Regions from separate parts of the Mus musculus genome. Here region 1 is linked to region 2. A link is a loop called in an ENCODE intact Hi-C map of the cell type or tissue named here. Cell type or tissue: heart. All regions are shown on one strand. Links, peaks and the distances in the headings refer to the core of each region. The heading gives the core; the rest is flanking DNA.

Region 1 (4,386 bases), core at 245-4,244, 130 kb after region 2:
CTTGTCTTTCTTCATCCTCATCCCTCAGAATAGATAGGGTGAGGTCCAATCAGACTCTTAACCTCTCAGCCTAATCTCACAATCCCAAAACAGGACACTCTGATTAACACATCTTGGATGAGGAATCCACTCCACAGCTCAGTCAATTGCAATTTAGGCACCAGACATCTCAGGAAACATACCCAGGGCTATGTGTCTCAAGCATGGATGTAGAAAACACAATTTCCAGAGAATGAGCTCGTGGGCTGGACTGACTGAAAAGGATGTCTACCCACAAGCTCAAGTCTATAAAGCTGAGTTATTTCCTTCACTTTTGCATTAATCACTCTGCTTGACAAAATACTTGACAGAAACAGCTCATGGAAGAAAAGCTGTGTGTCTGGCTCATGATTTCAGAGAAACTTAAGTCCATCGTGGCGGAGAAGGCATACTGTGTGGGGGTGGGGGGTGGGGGAGGCTCAAGAGGGAGTGGCTGGGATCTTATGTTAGAGTCCAGTGGCCTTCACTCCATTCTATCCCTCACTCCCAGTCTTGTGAAGGTCACTTGAAACAACCATTGTTTCTCTGATCAGAGGACAGTGTTTCACTAGGTCTACTAACAGAACTGAGATTATAGTGATGTAGGTCCTGGGGTGGTGACTCAGTCAGTAAAAATCTGCATGAAAACTTGGAAGACTCAAAGTCAGATCCTCATTACCCATGTAAAAAGTGGGGTACAGTAGTACCATCTGTAATCCCAGCACTGGAGAGGAAGAGACAAGAGAATCCTTGGAGTTTGCTGGCCAACCAGTCAATCCATTTATAAACAACTCTTTTGGTGAGAGTCTCTCTCTCTCCCCCTCCCCCTCTCTCCCCACCCCCATCACCCCCCCACACACACACACACACAGAGGGAGGAAGGGAGGCAGGGAGGGAGACAGTCAAGGAGGGAAGGAGGCAGGGAGGGAGGGAGAGAGGGAGTAACTGACTAATGGAAAATGAAGAAAGCCAGGAAGAGCATAATAATCTATAAAGCAGTTAAAATTCATTGAGTACGGGAGCATGAGAGGGAAAGGGTTAAAGAGAGGGAATCCTGGGAGGTTGTGGGATTCTGCCATTCCACATTTCATTCATGGGAACAAAACCTTTGTGTTTTCTTATGTTGAACACATTTCCACAGTGCATGCTCTCAGAAGACTATGTGACCCTAAGTCCAGTTCTGAACTACTGTGAACTATTGCACTCTGAGACTGGAGTATATCCCTCAGTTTTCTTCAGTTATTACAATGTAACAAAACACCAAAATCTGTTAGCAGTCAGCGGCCTGGGGATCCTTGGCTCGATCCAGTTGAGACTCATGAGTAAGCAAGGAGAGAAACTAGAACCCAGGGGGCAAGCACAACGGCTCAAGCCAAGAATGCAATAATTTAATTTTCTCTTCTTTCCTTCCTTCTTTTTTTTTGAGACTGTTTCTTTGTGTAGCTTTGAGTGTCCTAGAACTAGTGCTGTAGACCAGACTAGCATCTCAGAGATCTGCCTCTGCCTTTAAAGTGCTGGGATTAAAGGCATGCACCACTACCGTCCCACACTTTTTTTTTTTTAAGGGTTTTTTTTATTTTTAATGTATGAGTATCTGCATGTACACCTGCATGCCAGAAGAGGGCCCAAGATTTCACTATAGATGGTTCTGAGCAACCATGTGGTTGCTGGGAATTGAACTCAGAACCTCTGGAAGAGCAGCCAGTGCTCTTAACCCCTGAGTCATCTCTCCAGCCCCACTTTTTTTTTTTAAGATTAATTTTACATATGCATGTTTGTGTTTTCCTGCATATATGTGCGTGCAACGCATTGGTTCCTAGTGCCTGTGATGGCCAGAGAGGGTAGTAGATCTCCTGAAACTGGAGTTTCAAATTATTGTGAACTGACTCGTAGGTGCTGGGAACCCAACCCAGGCCTTTGACAAGTGCAGCCACTGATCTTGGCTGCTGAGCTTTCTCTTCCATCCCAACTAAAATGTTTCATTTAGTTAATTTCTGAGATGGTTTCATATATCCCAGGCTGGCCTTGAATTGGCTATGTAGCTTAAGACTTCTATGGGGGCACACGCCTTTAATCCCAGCACTTGGGAGGCATAGGCAGGTGGATTTCTGAGTTGGAGGCCATCCTGGTCTACAGAGTGAATTCCAGGACAGCCAGGGCTATACAGAGAAACCCTGTCTCGAAAAACAAAACAAAACAAACAAAAACAAAAACAAAAAAACCACAAAAAACAAAAAGACTTCTAACTTGATTTTTGTGCTTCAACTTTCTGAATGCTGAGATAACATTATACAGACTACAGGCACGACACGGGATTTACACACCTGTGCATAAACTAAGGGTTTGTGGTTGCTAGGCAAACACTCTTCCAAGTGAGCTATGTCCCCAGTCCCCTGTGTGATGAGAAAGCCTGGGTGCGGTCGGTACACCGAAGCAAATGAACATGGGAGCAAGTCAGATTTCAGAATTTTAACTTTTGATTCCTATTTTTGTCTGGCTTCAAGCTGCACCAAAGGGGCACCTCAGTATCTCTATATAGGCAATCTAGATTACCTTCTTCTGCAACCCTCCTAACCACACGAGGCGACAAAGAAAAACATTATATTTCGGCATGTCCGGAGAACCTCTTTCTCAAGCTCCCTCCGGGCCCCAAAGCGCAAGCGCCACTCTCTCGCTTCCTCACGCCTTCAACTCTGGATCACTGCGCACGCGCGCCCTGGCTAGCACCCTGGGGTGGGGACACGCCCAGGTACAGCACGCACCGCGGTTGGTCGGAAGAGGACACCTGATCGCGGTGTCTTCGCCTGAGCATGCGCAGAGCGCCCCGGCGTGCCCGAGACCGCACGCTGAGGCGTGTGGTGCGCGACCTCACCCGCCCGCCTCGGTCCCCGCCCCTTGGCCTGCCGCTCCGCCCCCGCGGGGCGTCCCGGGCCGCTCGTCCCCTCCGCGGCGGCCGCGCGCGGCCCGGGGTCGCCGTGAGTACTCTCTAGGCTGGCGTGTGGGGAGGCTGGAGTGGGGATGGGGCGGGGCGGTCGGGCTGCTGGCAAGGTCCGCCCTGCCTGAGGGACCAAGTAAGGGATGCTGACAGGCTTCGCTCGGCTGGGCGGCTGGCGGCGGCGAGCCGCAGACGGGTCCTTAACGGGGAAGGCCGGAGCTGAGGGCTTTGGGGGACACCTGGAGAAGAGGCCTCAGGCCCTGCCCTGCATGCGCAGGTGTCCTCGCGAGCGTCTTGGTCTTCTCCCTCCGCCCGGGCTAGGGTTAGCGCTGGCCCGCGGGTCTCGCCCCTCCGCACCCTCCTTCGCCCTTTGTTTAGTAGCCTAGTCCTTTTGACACTTCCGTTGGAGTGGAGTTTTCTTCTCCTAGCACACTGAGCTGGAAGTCAAGCCCAGAATGTAGACGTTGAGATCAGAGGCGTCTCTTGACTAGGTATACGTTAAATGGTCACTCTGAAAAGTGCCAATGGACGTAGAGAAAAAGACCTTTGTGGGTCGTCCGAAGGCTTATTTACCGTTGGCACGATCTCATAGAAATAGACCAAGCGTGTTAATGCGAGCTGCCATCCCCCAGAATAAACACTGAGCCTAACAGCACACTTCTCTGGGCACTCTTAATAGTCTCTATTTGATCTAGCTCCTCTTGAAAGGTTCCAGATCTGCCCCCCACCCCCACCCCGAACTAGTTATTACATGAAAAAATGGATAGATTTGGCCCTATCAAACGTTCAAGTTACTTATGCAAGTTTTGTGACCTCCCTAGGTTGGAGTATTAAATATGTAACATGAAAACTTTGAACTAGGTCATCTCTCAGCCCCCTCTTTTTTTTTTTTTTTCTTTTTTAATGAATTCCGTGCTCCACCATCTGCCTTTTCCCACTCTCCAGCTTTTAAATCTACTCTCCATTCCTGAGAGAAGGCCATGGAGTGTTGAGGATTCAAGTCTTTTTTTACTAAAACAGTCTGGTTGGAGAAGCTGGTCATTTCATAACTGTCTTTTCCTTAGAAAAACTGATTTTTTTTACCCCCTCCTTTTAATAGCATCAGAAACCAAGCAGCAAACCCTGAGGAGATGCTCAGTTTTCCTTGACTTCTACAGTGAAAGACCTTGAGAAAGTTGGCACTTCTAGCCTAAGCTGCCCTCATTCTACTGCTCACCCCAAGACAACCCAGGCTGGACTGTAGTGCTTCCCTCTTCGTCCAGAGCAGCATTTGACTGTTTTCAATCTAAAAGAACCCTGGTCCCAAACTTCATAATTGGCACCTCAGCTGCTCTTGAAGGTGAATGAAGTCTTGATTTTTAAAAAGCATTTTGTGTGATTTTTGTCAGTTTAGTAGCAGCATTTAAGTTCTTATACTTACCTCCTATTTGGCC
Region 2 (4,386 bases), core at 241-4,240:
TTGCCTTGACTGGTATTTCTAATTATAAACTTTCAACAAGGGATACATGCTCGGGTGTTCATGAATGCTACTTAAGAACAGTATTACTCATAAATGCTAAAGTAATAAATCAAGAAAATATGGAAAAGTACGACACTACCCCCCTACCCCCACCAAAATCCCCAGTTTTTATAGGTCTTAGTAGTTCATCAGCATTCATTCTTATCTAAAACAAGAAAGGATAATGTCATGCATAACAGCTACCTGACTGGTAACTGAGATAAATCTAAGAACTGACAAAACTGGATGAGATTTAACTAAAGTAAAATACACACTTTTAAGTCAAAAAGTTATTTTTGAGAATATCTTTGATTTATTTCAAAACATAATTTTAATGCCAGTAAGCTAGGTAAGTTTGATGATTTAATATAATTGCATGTAAATAAAAGCAATTCAAGTTTTAACCAAATTCCTTGCTAATGCAATTTTTTTGTTTCTTTAAAAAAAAAAATGAAAGAAAGAAATCTCAATTAATTATATAAAAACTAGAGCAGTGAAACTTAACTGACTTCTACAATCCTCCCATTTATTTTTTTATTGAAAAATGCACCATCATCTACAATGAAAATTGAGTTTCCACTACCAACAACACTAGATGAGATTTTTCCATTACACCAAACACATTCTTTAATGCCTACAAGGTTTAATCTGCAAAACGGTGCCTTCTGAATCAAACCATAAACATGTTAATAATGGAAAGTCAGCAAGTAGGCAGTAACACTGATAATCTGTCCATTCTAAAGTTAAGAAGCAATGTGCTTAAAAAAAAGAGTAACTTCTTGTTCATATGTAGTTTCCTTCCATGTAGCTACTATTTTCTAAAAGTTAAAATGAATCAAGATTTCACTCTGATTTTTCATTTTTCCAACATTTTTCGAGGCTGACCCTAGAGCCTCGAACTTTTTGCTCTACCACTGAGCTGTTATTATCTCCAGCCCTCTTTTTACTCTATCTTGAGAGAATCTCACCAAGTTGCCCGGGACAGCTTTGAGCTCACTCTGTAGTCCAGGTAGGCCTTGAACTTGCCACCATCCATCTGCCTCGACCTTCTAAGTAACTGAAATTTCAGACTTTCACCACCGGGTCCTATGTTATCTTTACTTTCCAATCATATCCCATTTGTAACAACTTTTCCCCCAAACAAATGTAAATTTATTTCCTAAAGCTCAAAAATACAAAATCGGGATGTATATAGCGTTAAATAGGATGCAGTTTCTGGTCTGAAGCAAGTTTAACTTCTATGCACGAAACAGAAACCTTCAGAGAATAGAGTCCAGAAGCCGGAATGCCTCTACTTTCTAATTCACAATAGAGTTTTGTCCAATTAGACAACACTGTGTTTTATTGTTGCCGAAGCTGCAAGGGTGGGTAGGGGATCTGCAATAACTATTCCAACAGCTTCCATCAAGTTACTTGCTACCAATGGAAGAAGTAGCAGTTAGGTCCCAAAGAAAACATACTCCTCCCACTCCCCCAAAAATGTAGGCATAAGCCTCACCATCAGAAAATAAGGTCCATCAGCACCTCTTCCGAGAAATAGTTCCCTTCCCCCACCTTTAAGTAGCCACTTAGGACTGCCAAGGAGATCCATTTCTTTATTAGCCGGTGCCCACTTGGAGCAATCATACACTAAAGCTGCTCTGAAGGGCCTGCCCTAATCCCATCTGAAACTGCTCAAAAGACTCAAGGGCTAGGGATAAACCTTGAGAAAAGGGCCGGGTTCTTTCTGACACCTCTTTCACACTCACCACCTCACCCGCCTCTAGCCCGCCCCGGTATCCCATCCTCCGGCCGTAGTCATGCAGGAACTGCCGGCCATAGCCGCTCAGGCAGCCCCAGGCCTCCGCCATGCCAGGACTCCGGGAAGCACCGCCCAAGCGCACCTCCCGACCGGCCGGCAGGGCACACAGGCCCGTGACGAGCCAGGCCCTGGCCTGCTCTTCGGCGCCGCACAGGCCGCCTTGGGTCCGCTCCCTAAGCCGGCTCCGGGGCCAGATGGCGTGGCGGGGCCCCTCACCTGGATGACCTCGTTGACCTCCCGGATACATTCCACCATGTGCTGCAGGATCTGTTCGGCCGTGAGCACCTCGTAGCGGTAATCCTCCTCCTGCTCGTGTCCCGGGCCGCCGCCGCCACCGCCACCGCCGCCGCCGCCTCCCGGACCCAGAGCGCTGCCGCCGCCACCGCCAGTCTCCCCGCACAGCAGTCCGTCTCGCTCCCCGCCGACGCCCAGCCCGGGCTCCACCAGCTCCACCTCGCCCAGATCCAGGTTATCATCGTCCGGCTCGTCCTCGTCGTCGTCCTCCTCCTCCTCGGCGCCGCTGTCCTCCTCGCTGCACTCCTCGTCCTCGTCGAACTCGTAGTTGTAGCCCTCGTCCGAGTCCATGGCGCGACGCGCGCGGGCCCGGCAGACGCTGGCCGCGGCGCGGAGAGGGCGGGGACGCCGAGGCCCCGGCTCTCGCTCCGGCTCCGGCTGCCGTCCGGACGCAGGCCTGGTTCCGGCCCCGTGGGCCGCGGCTGCTCCCCGCGTGCGGCGGTTGGAGGCGGGCGGTGGCGGCGGCGGGGAGGGCGCGGAGCAGGGCGGGAGGGAGCGCGGGGGCCGCTTGCTGCCGGCCTCAGTCAGACGCCGCTCCGCTCCGGGCTCGGACGGAAAACAGTCCCCTGCGCCACCTCCGCGGCCGCTGCTACCGCTACTGAGCCAACAAAGGGGCGTGCGTCACCGCGCCGCGCTACGTCATCGCGTCGGTCCGCTGCACGTCACCGCGCCACGCCCCTTGGCCCCTGCGTAGTATTTGGGGAGACCCCACGGCCGAGCCTGAGCAGGACGGGAGCGCGGCGGCGCGGCGGTGGCCCGGAGACACTGGGAAGCTGTGGCTCCTTGACGTGAGGAGGCTGGGGCCTTCCGGTCGTGGGGAGGAGTCTGGGGAGCGCCCAAGCGGAGGTTTTCTCCGAGGACCTTTCTCGCTTCCGGGCCTCACAGGCACATCTGACACGCCCTGGCTAGTTCCGGGAAGCCGGTAGCTGTGCTGCTAAAATTCCGGTTGCCCGAGTTACTGCCTGGAAGGTAGTAGTACGCGGAACCTCCAAGTTGGGTGACAGGTAGTTGGAGTGTTGCTGTCCACTCGTGGCTCTACAGCGGTTCTTGGGTCCCCCTGATGTGACGTCATAGTAAAGACTCAGTTCCTGAACTCATCTTGACAAGCACTTCTTGAGGGTCCGGAACAATGTGACAGTCCTGTTCCTCAATTAAGGCCATCAATTCCTCAATCACTAAGGGCCTTCCATAGATTAGTGCTCATTACCACAGAGTCCTAGTACCCAGATTATAGCGGAGGCACCCGAGACTCTAAAAATAAAAGTGTATATACCTTGTGGTGGCATACACCTGTCCAGCATGCACAAAGGCCCCAATTTCAGTCCCCAGCAATGGAGCAGAGAGGTTTTCTGATACATAATAAATCTTACATTTTATGTAAATTACAGTGATAATTCCAGGAAACAGTGCAGGCAAACCACATCTACAAAGACCAAGAGAGACTGCTTATCTGGAAATAGTGCAGAAGTGAGCTGGGTTGATGGATGGCTATTTCAACAGAGGAGGAGAGGAAGATGGCCTTGGGTCAAAACAGAAGGTTCACAATAGTTACAAGGCTGAAGTTTAAAACTCAATCAGTAAATGGGAAGTATTGGGCAAATTAGTTAGAGGTCATGACAAAGCACTTAATGCCTTTCCAAGACTGGGTTTATCTTGTTTTGTTTGCTTTAGACTTAATACCTTGAAAATAGGACACCAGAGCCAGGAAAGTGTTTTGAAGGAAGTAGAGGCTTAAGAGACCTCCCTCTTCCAGTAACTTGAAGGATTGGCCAGTCTGAAAATCTATTAAAGCTGAACCCTTAATAGATACAGTACTTAAGATATAGATTCTGTTTAGAAATTGCCTTTGAAAAAGTGGAAAATATATAGATACATACTTATATAATGTCTATGTCTATTTTGTTTTCAAATGATCGATTTATTTCTTTACACACACATATTTAAACTGGGTTGAGTGCAAGGCAAGTGTAGATCAGAAGATAACTTATGGGAATTAGCCCACACTTCACTGTGTAAACTACAGAAGTTGGGTTAGAGTCATCAGGCTACATGGAAAGTGCTTGTCTGTACCTGCTGAGCCTTTCTCGGTTTGTTTGTTTGTTTGTTTGTTTGTTTTTTAAGTAGGATCTCATGTACCCAGGATAACCCTTAACTCCTGACCTTCCTGCCCCTGCCTCCAAATGCTAGGATTTGAGACATGCACCACCATGCCTAGCTCAAATCAAAGCTCTTAACAACAGTTCTGGGTTATC

The links. Hi-C counts contacts between places; a loop is a spot of excess contacts. Peaks named below come from ENCODE experiments on the same cell type or tissue, not always from the same donor. Only the 100,000 strongest peaks of a DNase experiment are listed, where the experiment ranks them.
Region 1: it touches region 2 in a loop (2.7-fold over the local background); 1 of 42 quality-filtered maps calls a loop at or near these places.

The regions. Positions count from the first base shown.
Region 1 is chr9:59,614,416-59,618,801 of GRCm38, forward strand. It overlaps Parp6 (poly (ADP-ribose) polymerase family, member 6), which reads left to right and starts at 2,869. Exons shown (of 24, transcript NM_001205239.1): 1 at 2,869-2,993; 2 at 4,053-4,292. Gm51709 (a long non-coding RNA gene) reads right to left here and starts at 2,709. Exons shown (of 3, transcript XR_003948337.1): 1 at 2,572-2,709. In heart, for the core only: a CTCF peak has its summit at 2,598; a DNase peak (open chromatin) is centred at 2,726; H3K4me3 peaks cover 2,029 bases; H3K27ac peaks cover 1,553 bases.
Region 2 is chr9:59,483,923-59,488,308 of GRCm38, forward strand. It overlaps Arih1 (ariadne RBR E3 ubiquitin protein ligase 1), which reads right to left and starts at 2,452. Exons shown (of 14, transcript NM_019927.2): 1 at 2,057-2,452. The coding sequence starts at 2,425. In heart, for the core only: CTCF peaks have their summits at 1,956 and 2,740; DNase peaks (open chromatin) are centred at 1,949 and 2,909; H3K4me3 peaks cover 3,555 bases; H3K27ac peaks cover 2,575 bases.